4 separate regions of the Mus musculus genome follow, and all the other regions are linked to region 2. Evidence: chromatin contacts called from ENCODE Hi-C or POLR2A ChIA-PET data. All regions are on one chromosome and are shown on one strand. The core of a region is the stretch at or near the end of the contact, and the rest is flanking DNA. Distances in the headings are between cores, read along the strand shown. Region 1 holds the start of Emc10 (ER membrane protein complex subunit 10). Region 2 holds the start of Akt1s1 (AKT1 substrate 1 (proline-rich)). Region 3 holds the start of Rps11 (ribosomal protein S11). Region 4 holds the start of Nr1h2 (nuclear receptor subfamily 1, group H, member 2).

Region 1 (2,831 bases), core at 268-2,767, 350 kb before region 2:
CCAAGTAAGAACCACTCACGCTCTGGGCGGGGCAGAAGGACAGGCTGAAGGACAGGCCGTAGCTGCATGCTCACATCCAATCACAGGTGCTCTGCCCAGGACTGCCTCTCATGACACAGTCCATTTCCATAGCCCAAAGAAAACTCTAAAAGCTTGTTATTCTCATGTCCAATGCCCGGGTCGTTATCTTTTTGTTGGTTTTTTTGGTTTTGAGAGTCTCAGTGCACAGCCCGAGCTAACCTCTGATTCACAATTCTTCTGCCTCCACCTCTTCGTGCTGCTACTACAGGTAAATACCACCTTGCTCTGCCCCCCACCCCAGGTCATTCAGGTTTTCATTCACGAGTTCACTTCCTTTGCACATGCTAATACTCTGACCATTCACATTGGCAAGAAGCCCACTTCTCTCTGGCACATCCTAGATCCACACTTTCTTTCCCACGGTTCTGAAGCAGAGTCCCACTAAATCACTCCCTGATCCAGACCGGAGATGATCCTCCTGCCTACGTCTGCTGAGCGCTTGGGGTTACACATGAGCACCACCACCATCAGCTTAATTTCTTTGTAATTTTTCTTTTTTTAATTTTGTGTATGGATATCTGCTGCATGTACCTATGTGCCCTGTGTGCATGCCTGGTACCTGGTGTGCCAGAAGAGAATGTGCAATCCCCAAAAACTGAAGTTAGCAGACAGTCGTGAGCCTCTAGGTAGGTGCCAGAAAGCAAACCCAGGTACTCCAGAAAAGCAGTCAGTTCTCTTGGCCCTCATTTCTCCAGCACCCTATTTTTGGGGTTTTTTTGAAACAGGACCTTAGGTAGCCCAAGGTGACCTTGCACCCCACACCCAGGCCTAAGCCTTAGATGTCTTAATTTCAAGCTTCTCCTAGCCAGGCATCCTACAGCACTCTGGCTCCTGAAGGACCTGACTTCTTCGTGCATATTCAGAAACATGATTCCAACCCTAGCACTAGAGCACTGCTTCCTTGCCATATCTTTATTAATTACTTATTGAGTCAGGGTCTCACTGTGTAGCCCTGGTTGGCCTAGAACTCCCTTTGTCCTAGGCTGGCCTCGAACTCAGAAATTCACCTGTCTCTGCCTCCCGAATAGGGGTATTGAAAGCGTGCACCATCACACCCCCATTTTTGTATTTTTGAGACAATCTCAAGCAATCCAAGCTAGCCTCAAACTCCTTGATCCTCCAGCCTCAGCCTCCCAAGCACGGAGATGAGAGGCTAGCTACCACTACTCCACGCAGCTCAGGTTCCGAGCAAACCACATCCTCTCATGAATATTCATGATGGGGTCCATCTAGCGCCCACAGGAGGCCGCCCCGCCCCGGCCACTAGCACTCACCCCACGCGCGGAGGCCCCGACCCGGCAGCCGCTGCCTCGGGCTCTGCTAGGAGCCGCGGCTACCATCAGCAAGAGCACTAGCAGCCGGGTCACCCCGGCACCCGCGGCCACCATACGGGAGCGTTGAGAAAAACCGAGAGCCATACAGCCCGCTAGGAAACACAGGGTTCATCCTGAGGCTCACGCGCCTGCGCCGCACGCCGCGCCTGCGCACTAGCGCCCGTCCGCCTGCTCCCGCAGTCAGGGCGGCCATTTCTCCATCCGGGTCTCTAGGGCTCACGTTCCCGGTGACACCACCTGGGAGAGAAGTGACGTCGTTGACGTCACGGAACGCCGGGCACCCTATTGTAAAGTCACAAGCTCTAGGCCCCACCCTTTATCTGTCTGTCCCAGGCTTCACTCGGCGTTCCTCCCCAGGGCCGGGGCGTGGCGATGAAGGGCGGTCGAGATCTTAAGGCCGCTCGGGGCGGAGCAGGTGAGACCAGTTCTGAGGGGATGGAAGGTGACAAAAGGACTTCTGCCTGGAGGGGTTGGCCCTAGAGAGGGAGCCGGGGAAGGTATGGGACCAGCAATGCGGAGGCCGCTGCCCCGCATGCGCCCTCGGTCAGAGTTCATGTACCTGGCATCCTGGGATGGATGCTCGCGCTTCGCCCCTGCAGACCGCCCCCTGGCTCCAGCCTACGCCCCGTGCCGCCCTGGGCGCCTCCAACGCCACCTCCTGAGCGGCGAGTTCGACCAGCTGCGCGACTTTCCCATCTTTGAAAGCAACTTCGTGCAGGTGTGGAGCCCCGGACCTCCGACCCGTTGATGTACGGATCTCCCCCATCATTTGTCGTTCTTTCCAAGTGATCCACATCACCTCTGAGCCCGCTGGGCTTTTTGTGTCTTCAGAAGCCTTTGTCTCAGTTTCCTTGACTGTACACATATGGTTCTTGTCCTTTAATCCTAAAATCTTTGGCCCACAAGCCTTTTTTTTTTTTTTTTTTTCCTTTTTAGAGGTAATATGGCTGGTACTCTGGGCTTCACTCGTTATTCAGCAGGAGCTCTACCCCTTAGTCACACCCTAGCCCTGCACCGGGGGATTCTAGGCATGTGTGCTTATATTCTGAGCCACATTCCCAATCCCTAACCTACTGTTCATCTCCCCTAGTTCATGACCTTTCACTCTGTCAAGATCCCCAAGACCCAATCAGATTCCTGTTGAGTTCTGTTCTCCATCTATCGATCCTCTTAACCTTTGGCCCCAGGTGACCCGGTTTGGAGAAGTCGCCAACAAGGTCACCATGGGGGTGGCAGCCTCTAGTCCTGCCCTGGAGCTGCCAGACCTGCTGCTGCTGGCCGGCCCTGACAAGGAGAATGGACACCTGCAGCTCCTCGGGTGACTGCCCCTCTAAGTCCCAACTTCCTCCAACCTCCCTGCCGCCATTTTGCCACCCAGGGACCAAGATCACCACCAAACCTCTTCACTAAGAAAAA
Region 2 (2,904 bases), core at 224-2,723:
GAGACCAGAGTTCAGATCCCAGTCCCCACATACCATCCAAAGCTCCAGCATGTGTCTGCAGTGCTGTCTTCTGCATGCACTCACAGGTAGTGCACACACATGCTCACACATTCACACCCCCTCCACACCCCACACAATCTAAATCTTTGCGCTTAGTGAGAGGGTTCTGGACTTGCTGCCAAAACCGGCAACCTGGGTTCAACCCTGGAGCCCACTCGGTGGAAGGAGAGAACCTGCTACCACAGGTTATCCTCTGACCTCCACACACCCACACCGTGGCATGTGAATGCACACACACAATAAATAAATGTAATAAATAAACGTAAAGCAAACAGAGAGGAAAGAAAGCTGCCTCAGACCAAAACTAGGCCACACCCCTTGAGAAGTCTGAACCCAGCAGGGTCCCCTAAGGAGCCAAAAGGATATGGCATTAGGTCATTTCAGAAAGCAAACAGGCTCACAGGTTCCCGAGTACTCCCTGCCTTCCACTAGAGTGGGGAAGAGGAGCGAGTCGCCTACCTTCTTGAAGAGAATCTGGGTTGGGTCTCCAGCCTCCTCCACCGGAGCCCAGTGCAGAAAGACGTCGCTGTCCTGAGGGACATGGGGAGGACTTAGTAGAGTCACCCGAATGCCCCTCATCCCTCAATTCGAAGTTCCCACACATGTCACCTCCATCCCGGCCCACCTTTTCCACCACTCGTATGACGCCGGCGATGAGCGAGTCTGGATCCTGGTGTTTCCGGGCGCTGGTGTGCAGGTACACGCCTCCCTTTTCAAACACCACCTAGTGAAAGCCAAGGGTCTAAGGGAGGCGTTTTCCCCAGGGGCGGGGTCTAGAGCCCCTGACTGACAAGCGGAGATGGGGCGTGGCGAGTCTACAGTCCCGCCTCGCACCCCAGATGGGCGTGCGTTTTCCAGGGGGCGGGGCTAAGGGAGGCTCTCCCTAAGGACTGCGGAGAGTGACAACAGCATCGTAACTAGAAGCTGGTGCTTGCTAAGTTGACTCGGCCTAATCCCTGCACAGCAGAAGGTGGAAGCGGACCATCAGTGGGGGGCGTCTCCTGTAGATGAGCGAGGGAATGATTTCCAAAGTCTTACCCTGTAGCTGGATCCTTCCATTGCCGCCGCGGAGGTTCCACTGCCCCTATCTCCTCCTTTTCCGGGTCAACTTGGTGTCATATCCGGAAAAATAACGCTCCCTTCCAGGCTAGATAGTGGTAGCGTCCCCGAGGTTGTTAAGGCTGCAGTGGGTGAGACCATCTGTTTGAACAGGGTAGTAGAAACTCGAAGACATAGGTCACGAGGTGTAGAACGCAAAGTTGGCAAGGGTCAGCGGGACGGCGCAGGCGCACTGCGCCACTCTCGCCACGAAGTAAACAAGTAGGAGGACCCATGCTCGCAGCCCAACTCGTGATCGCTCGGGAACGCCTCCTTGGCCCTCTCCATATTTTATACTGGCATCGAAGCCAATACTGTGCCGTTTTTCTCGAGGACAAACCAGAGCGGCTTGGTGGAAGCCATGTTAATGCGGGGCACTACCATCTCTTTGCGGGGCACGACGGCGGGGTGCTGGAAAAGCGAAACGGAGAGAGGAAAAGGTGAGAGAAGCGGTATGGCACCAGAGGCGCTGAGGGGCTCGGGATAAAGGGTGAAGCCGTCAGTGCTCCTGGAAACGAAGCTGCCCCAAATTTCTGAGTCACCGTGGAAAGAGGACTGCACCACCATCTTGAAACTGGGCAAACCGAAGCAAGAAACGCTGCCATATTGAATCTTTGCCAGCTTTGTGTTAAAGGGAACGAGCGAGGGCCTAGAGGAGGGGGTCTAGTGTGGACGGAAGGAAGTGTCCATATGCTTTATAGGCATATGAAGCCATACTAACTGCCACGTCGGGACGGGAGCAGACGTTGAATACGAACGAGGGACGTCATGCCGCTTGCGTGTGAGCATGGGCATGCAGTCATGCCGCTTGCCTACGCTTGTGTGAGCATGGGCATGCGGTCATAGTTGTTGCGGGCAATTCGAAACAGTAGCAAAAGTCTTTTGCCGTATTTTCCATCCGTGGGCACCCTTGCTGTCGCTCTTGCCCACGGCTTGCCGACGGAGCTTCTAGTTGCTATTTTGATTTGAGGCATGCAGGATAAGGGAGGGGGAGTGTACACAATGGAGGAGGGGCAGCCACACGGAAATGACGCAAGAAGCCGCCATGCCTTTTGAGGGCGGCGACGGCGCCTGGCCGGCCATGCTGGCTACGGGCACGTGAGTGGAGGCGGCGTTGTGAGCTGGGGTTTGGGGAGGGTCTGGCCTTCCTGAGGTTGAGGGGCAGTGGGAGGGCGAGCCCCCGTGGGAAGGGTATGGACTGCATAGGTCAGGGGGGCAGTGATCGTCCTGCGACTCCTGGCCGACTGCTGAAAGAGCTCACGCTCAACCCCATGTGTCTGACTCGCGACGAAGTGTAGACGAGCTTCACTGCGGGGGTGCCGACGGGCTGGAACCCTCACGCTGGCGGTGAACCATGTCCATACGGCTGTGTGTGCTGGGGGTCGCGGGTGGGTGAGGGGGCGCCCCGGGCGGGACTTCCGGTCCCGATCCCCACCGGGGGCGGGATTTCCTGTTGTGTTCCTAGAGCAGGGGCCTCTCTGGGCTGCGGGCGTGGTGTAGCCCTGGTCGGCGGCCTCACTTCGGTGGTAGGATCCTTCTTGGACGTCCCGCACCGTGTCCCGTGCTGCGGCCGTTTTCTTTTCTATCTCTCTTCACAACTGTCCTGGGAGGCCTGCACCTTCCCGCTGGACAGCTCCCCCTTCCTGGTTTGCCCCAGAGTCTTGCCTCATAGGAGGCCATAGGCCTAGGAGGTTGGAGTAAGTTGCCCTCATTCCAGCCGCCTTCACAAGTCATTCACTCGGTGAC
Region 3 (2,973 bases), core at 21-2,520, 280 kb after region 2:
CTGGACGCAGGAACCTAGAACCACCCTTCCAACATCCCACTCACCAGACAGGATCCGACCTCGGATGGAGACGTTACCAGTGAAGGGGCATTTCTTGTCTATGTAGGTACCCTCAATAGCCTGCAAAGTTAAGAAAGTGGGGTTTAGATTACCACTTCCTAAACAGAACCAAGGATGACGCCTCAGGGCCCATACTACAATTCCCAGGGGCCCATGGGAAGCCACTGTGAAGGGGGCGGGGTGGCTGTGCTCCCACACGTGCAGGGCAGCAGGGATCTCATCTGCTGGAGGGTCCTGTACCTCTTTAGGCGTCTTGAAGCCTAGACCGATATTCTTGTAGTACCGAGGGAGTTTTTCCTTGCCGGTTTCTCCCAGCAGAACCCGCTTCTTGTTTTGAAAGATCGTAGGCTGCTTTTGGTAAGCACGCTCCGTCTGTAGGGATGAGAATTTGGTGAGGTTGCAGGTAAAGTTCAAGGAAATCAGAGACAATATTTCTTCCTTCCTACCTTCAACCTTATTTGCCCCAATCGCCAAAACCGGCTGGTCAGGGCTCTCCAACCACCCCAAGTCTAGTTTAGCTCACACACTGCGTCCCATCTAACACCTCCACAGCCTGCAGAACTCACGGCTGAGATCAAAAAGAGCTTTTCAGCCAGACTGGACCTCCAAAACATACAAATCCACTCATTCGGGATTCAAGCTTATGTCCACGTAGCCGAGCCTGGTGGGCCGGATCTGTCATCCCGGTTGAGGTTGAGGCAGGATGGCAAGTTTAAGACAAGCCTAAGCTCATCGAGGCCAGAGCTGCGCTCACACTGAAAACTACAGCGAGGTCGGGACCGCAGCCCTGCCGTAGAGCGCACGAGGTCCGGGCCTCAGTCTCCATCAAGGGGAAAAAACCTGCTTTACCCAGTGTCCCCGGCTCTGCCGCCGCAGGACTCCCGCGCCGCAGGATGCCCTCCTCCCGCCACAATCCCTCACCCGTTAAGCTCTGAGCTTTAAGAACCAACTCCCGAAGCGCCAGGGACCCCATTACTGCGTAGAGCCCGGATTTCCGAGCCGCCTGAGACGAAGGCATTCGCAGGCATCCTCGCTTCAGCTAATGCGTAAGACAACGAGGACGCCAAGGGATACGCTCCACACCGAAGCGTCGGGGGAAAGCAACTAAACGCTCGAACCTGAATGTCCGCCATCTTCCCGGCCGCCGGAGAAAGGGAGAGGCAGGGCCGCTCCCGGCTTCCTTATTCACCACGCGAGGTCGGGGCGGAAGTGACGCGGGGTTATCCTCACGGAGGTGGGAGGTACTTCCGGCGAGAGCCCGCGTTCCTGGGACTGTCCGTACGCCGCCATGACGGGGGAGGACTAAGGGGCGGGAAGATCCTATCATCTCGCGAGATTTCAGGAGCACGATGTGGAGGAAACGTGCATCATGTGGTACGGCGAGGCTTAGGGCGGAGAAGGCGTGCCGTACGGGTTGGGAAACACGTGCTGGGATTCAGTTTCCAGAGAGAAGCGGCCGTGCAGAGCGGGTCTCAAGAAAGGGGTGAACCGCTTTACAGCAGAGTATCTGCCATACGATGTCAGGAGCAGCCAGCGTCGACCGAATAGTCAACCTTTCTTCCTTTTATTAAAGGCCGACGTCACCAAGGTCGCATGTCCTTTGTTGACAGTATCTCAGGCTGCGCGTCTACCCACACTTTGATGGGTTTATGTCCTGACTACTCGTGGATGAGTGTCTAACCTTAGGTGACCACCCCAGGTAATAGAGGAACCATTTAGCCAGGTGGCAAAAGCTTGTGTCAGTTTCTCGTATTCACCGTTCTAGCCCTGCACAGATGGGCTAGAACAGTATAAAGCATATTTTCAAAATAGATTGACATTTTGAGTGGTGCTGGATCTTTTTAACCCCAGCACTCACGGAGGCATAAGGACTTGGCTTCCAGGTCAGCTAGCTGTAATAAAAACTCTAGTGGTGGTTAACATGGGAAGCATTTTTAAGATTATATGTAAGTACACTGTAGCTGTTCTCAGATACTCCAGAAGAGGGCATCAGATTTCATTATGGATAGTTGTTAGGCACCATTTGGTTGCTGGGATTTGAACTCGGATCCTTCGTAAGAGCAGTCTGTGCTCTTAACCACTGAGCCATCTCGCCAGCCCCCGGAAGGATTTGATGTTTAAAGAACCAGAAGACTCAGGCGTGGTAAATGCCTTTAGTCCCAGCCTTTGTGTCATGGCCTGACCTCCTACAGTCCAGGTACCAGCTCTTGTATCTTGGTGCTGACTTACAGTAACACCATCTAGGACAGGACCCAAGATGTATATCTGCAACTTTTGAGCAACAAAGCCTATCCCGTGAGCAAGGATTCACCCAAAGGGGCCCCCCATGCAGATGACCTGCTGGTGCCCTCTGCCCCTCTCTGCACAGCACACATCGTACACACTTAAGTCAAATAATTTATTAGCACATAAAATCCTCCAGAAAAATACTGCTTTGTGGTCTGCTGGGAAGGAGCAAGGCAGTGCTCCAAGTGTGCACTTGTGAACCCCAGCTCATGTGCAGATCTCATTTTCATAGCTGCAGAATAGGGTACTTGGTCAGGTGGGTGGGGCAGCCCTGCTACTCATTTTCAACACTGAAGCTCAACTGATTCATCCCATGGTTTGCACTTTAATAAAAACTCATGCAGGTGGTGCGCTGTCAGCTCTCTAATGTCCCCTCTACCCACAGGAGCAGTGCCTAAGGAACCTTTGGTCCCCACTTCCCTAGTTGGCGGCGGAGGAAGGGCAGGCCAGGCAGGCATGAGGCAAACAGTCTTTATTGGGTTCACACCAGGAGTCCGTTGGTCTTGAGGACCTCTGTGAACTTGCAGATTTTCTTCTCCACATTCTTTTCTGCCTGTTTCCGTAACCTCTGTGGTGTGAAAAGACACATGTCAGAGCGGTTGCTTCTCACCTGCGCCCCCCTAATCC
Region 4 (3,158 bases), core at 633-3,132, 300 kb before region 2:
ACACTGCGCCGGAAGAAGCCTTTGCAGCCTTCACAGCTGAGCACGTTGTAGTGGAAGCCCGAAGCCTTGTCTCCGCACACGCGGCACAGCTCATGGCCCAGCATCTTCGGGGCCGGCCCCTTCTTCCGCTTGCGCTCAGGCTCATCCTCTGGCTCTAAGATGACTTGGGGTGAGCAGATGCCATGAGAGATAGCGACAAAGAGAAACAGCAGCCGGGGAACGGGCCATGGGAGGTCCCGAAGCGAGGGTGAGAGGACGGGGCTGCAACGCCAAGGGAAAGATCTGCAGGTCGGCGGGCTCCGGAGGACGAGTCGGCGGTGTCAGGGAGAAAAGGAAGGGAAAGCGGACCAAAAGACAGGGGCCACCATCTCCCCGCCCTTCCTTCACAAAGCCCCACACCCCTGTTCCTGTCTCCCCATCTCACCCACGATGTAGGCAGAGCTGGACCCTTCAGAGCCTGGAGGAGGATCAGTCTCCTGCCCCTCTTCCTTAATAGTGGGTGACGTGGCGGAGGTACTGGGCTGAGGAGAACCATTCCCTAGGAAAAGGAAGACAGGACAGTGAGCTTCTCCAACACTGTGGAAGGGGCTGGCTAGGGAAAGCCCGTCACTCACCAGGCACGGGAGTGTCCAGAGAACTTGTGGGGGAAGACATAGTGGGTCACGAAGCAGCCTGCTGAACATAGGGGAGCCAGCCAATTACAGGGCATAATAGGGGTGTCTCTTCTTCCAGTGCTCACGGACTCTTGAGACATGATCTCATACAGCTCAGGCTACCCGAACTATGTGGCTGAACAGCTTGAACCACCTCCAAAATCTTGGAACACACTACTCTAGGCTGTCCTGGGATCTTCCGCACTCCTGCCTCGGCCTCTCAAGTGCTGCCATTACAAGACTGTGCCACACCTCAGTGTTTTTAACTTCTATATTGAGCCCCCACTCCCAGCCCTAGTTCCTAATAAACATCACACACTTTAACATGCCCAACCCGGCCCACTGCTCCTTCCACCTCTCTACGAATCATGACCTCAGAGAGCCCAACAACTCTATTCCTCTTCTGTGAGCACCAACTGTGCTCTTATCATGGGAGATCCTAACTTTGCCCCGCCTCTCCCATCAGGGCGCAACCATTACCCTTCTACCATAGGCTCCTTCAAGGCTTTAACGCACCCCAATACAGACCCCAGACCCTACCCATCCCATCAAGTCCCTGGCCCCACCCCTTCCCACTCTGGAGCAGAAACCCAAATTCCGCCCCGTTCCTCCTAGGCTCCGCCCCTCTCATTCCCCCAAAGCCAATTATAGGTCTTCACTGTGCCACGCCCTCCATGCCTCTGCCCCTCCCAATCCCCCCCAACAGTGGTCTAGGCCCCGCCCCAAGAATCAAAAGCCTTTAATCACAGACTATCTACAGCAGGCCTTCTGCCCATCTGTGTCCCGCCCCCGCCCACCAACCATAGGCTTTCCCTACGCCCCGCCCCGTAGAGTCACGCCCACCTTGTTCCAGGCCCCGCCCCTCTCCGTGCACCAGGGGGAGGCGGGGCTCATGACTGCACCGGCGATCGGGAGGGGGGTCGCAGGGGGTCTCCGACTCTGTTGCCCTGGAAACGGCCGTGGGAGGCGAGAGCTGCGAGGAAAGTGAGGGAAGGATGCGCGCGCTAAGCGGGACCCACGGCGATCCGCGTACCGGGCTCAGTCCCACCTGCCCGGCCGCCCGGCGCACTTGCCTCTGTGTCCGCACCGGTGATTGTGCCTCCACAGCACTTTGGAAGTAACTTCAGAAGCCTGGGAGTAGCTCGAAGCAACAGCGCTTGCTGAGCGAAAAGCAAAAGTAACTTCGCCACTTCTTCCGGCAACCCCGCTGCGCGTCACTTCCGGAAGTAGGCGGACCGGGAAAGGTGACAGACTTCCGGTCTGCCAGGGCGCCACCGACTGTGAGGCCTCGGCCGGAAGTGGCACACCGGAAGTTTATTTCTTCTGGTAGTTCCCCTCTGGGACTCAGAAAAAAGTTCCGGAAAGTTCTTTCGTTTCTTTTCGCAGGTGGCTAACGAAGCAGGTTTTAACCTTTTTGAGTAGTTTAAAGTTCTCTACTTTTGTAGCGGTGCTGCATGGCTGCTTTTTAAAAAAATTTTTGTCTTGATTTTGAGACAGGATCTCTTATTTCAAGGGTGGCCTTAAACTTCTGAGCCTGTTGCCTTTACCTCCCCATTATTGCGGTAGCAGCTCCTCTTCCAGCCCTGTATGTTGGTTCTAAATATTTTAAATTTGGAGATGGCAAGATGGTTACAGGATGGTTTTAAGCCTAAAAAGCTTAAAGGCTTTTCATACCTTAAACTTCTCCAGCTCAGGGCTTGGGCTGCCCTTCCCTTTATAATCCAGCCGATTTGGTTACTGGGTCCTTTACTCTCCTGGCTCGCCTCTCTCTCCTTCTCCTTCTCCTCCTCCTCACATGTCCTGATTCTGGATCTTGTTCACTTTGGACTCTCTTGATGTCCCCGCCTCGGGAACTTTTTTTTTTTTTTTTAAGATTTATTTATTTATGTATATGTGAGTACACTGTAGCTGTCTTTAGACACACCAGAAGAGGGCATCAGATCTCATTACGGATGGTTGTGAGCCACAATGTGGTTGCTGGGATTTGAACTCAGGACCTTCAGAAAAGCAATTGGTGCTCTTAACTGCTGAGCCATCTCTCCAGCCCAGGAACTTTTTTATACAAGAATTTATTTTTGCATTCAGCTTCATAATAGGAAGAAGTAAATATAAAAAAGGCAAATTGGGTGCAGACCCATGCCTGCAATAAGCAAACAGACCCAGGCAAGGCAAGAGGATTGCTTTTAGTTGGAAGCCAAATTGAGCTAGGAAGTGAGACCTGGCCATCAGCTAAATGTGAATAAACAAGTAGCCTCAACCCCTCTCCCATAAAAGTAATAATACCAGCTTTTTCACAAAAGATTGAAATACTTGTGTGAATCTCAGATGGAAAACATTCAGAGATTGTTTCTCCGCACTCCCCACTTATGGACAGTTGGGAATCTTTATTAAGCACAAATTCTTGCTTTTACTTAACTTTTGTTGCTGTTGTTCTTGGTTTTGTTTTGTTTTGTTTTTTGTTGTTGTTGTTTTGGTTTTGTTTTGTTTAGGTTTGGTTTTTTCGAG

What was found. A loop is a pair of places that touch in the nucleus more often than their neighbours do. ChIA-PET counts read pairs that join two places held with the same protein, here RNA polymerase II (POLR2A).
Region 1: POLR2A ChIA-PET joins it to region 2 with 10 read pairs in embryonic stem cell. The contact joins the promoter of Emc10 here to the promoter of Akt1s1 in region 2. POLR2A ChIA-PET finds 5 or more read pairs at or near these places in 3 of 5 experiments (Patski and embryonic stem cell).
Region 3: a loop to region 2 is called in a map of left cerebral cortex, with 2.4 times the contacts of the local background. The contact joins the promoter of Rps11 here to the promoter of Akt1s1 in region 2. A Hi-C loop is called at or near these places in 4 of 37 maps with a recorded cell type or tissue (T-helper 17 cell, left cerebral cortex, regulatory T cell and 1 more). POLR2A ChIA-PET finds 5 or more read pairs at or near these places in 2 of 5 experiments (both embryonic stem cell).
Region 4: a map of T-helper 17 cell shows a loop between it and region 2 (2.8-fold over the local background). The contact joins the promoter of Nr1h2 here to the promoter of Akt1s1 in region 2. A Hi-C loop is called at or near these places in 2 of 37 maps with a recorded cell type or tissue (T-helper 17 cell and mouse embryonic stem cell). POLR2A ChIA-PET finds 5 or more read pairs at or near these places in 1 of 5 experiments (Patski).

The regions. Positions count from the first base shown.
Region 1 is chr7:44,494,901-44,497,731 of GRCm38, forward strand. Emc10 (ER membrane protein complex subunit 10) reads right to left here and starts at 1,518. Exons shown (of 7, transcript NM_197991.3): 1 at 1,356-1,518. The coding sequence starts at 1,469. It overlaps Fam71e1 (family with sequence similarity 71, member E1), which reads left to right and starts at 1,695. Exons shown (of 5, transcript NM_028169.2): 1 at 1,695-1,830; 2 at 2,015-2,133; 3 at 2,603-2,733. The coding sequence starts at 1,788.
Region 2 is chr7:44,847,751-44,850,654 of GRCm38, forward strand. It overlaps Akt1s1 (AKT1 substrate 1 (proline-rich)), which reads left to right and starts at 1,474. Exons shown (of 5, transcript NM_026270.4): 1 at 1,474-1,598. Tbc1d17 (TBC1 domain family, member 17) reads right to left here and starts at 1,329. Exons shown (of 17, transcript NM_001042655.1): 1 at 1,099-1,329; 2 at 686-784; 3 at 520-591. The coding sequence starts at 1,119. It overlaps Mir707 (microRNA 707), which reads left to right and starts at 1,949; the gene lies at 1,949-2,021.
Region 3 is chr7:45,123,119-45,126,091 of GRCm38, forward strand. It overlaps Rps11 (ribosomal protein S11), which reads right to left and starts at 1,271. Exons shown (of 5, transcript NM_013725.4): 1 at 1,179-1,271; 2 at 301-432; 3 at 45-120. The coding sequence starts at 1,193. Rpl13a (ribosomal protein L13A) reads right to left here. Exons shown (of 8, transcript NM_009438.5): 8 at 2,445-2,914. The coding sequence ends at 2,828.
Region 4 is chr7:44,552,083-44,555,240 of GRCm38, forward strand. Nr1h2 (nuclear receptor subfamily 1, group H, member 2) reads right to left here and starts at 1,883. Exons shown (of 10, transcript NM_001285517.1): 1 at 1,727-1,883; 2 at 1,497-1,626; 3 at 615-672; 4 at 425-538; 5 at 1-163. The coding sequence starts at 654.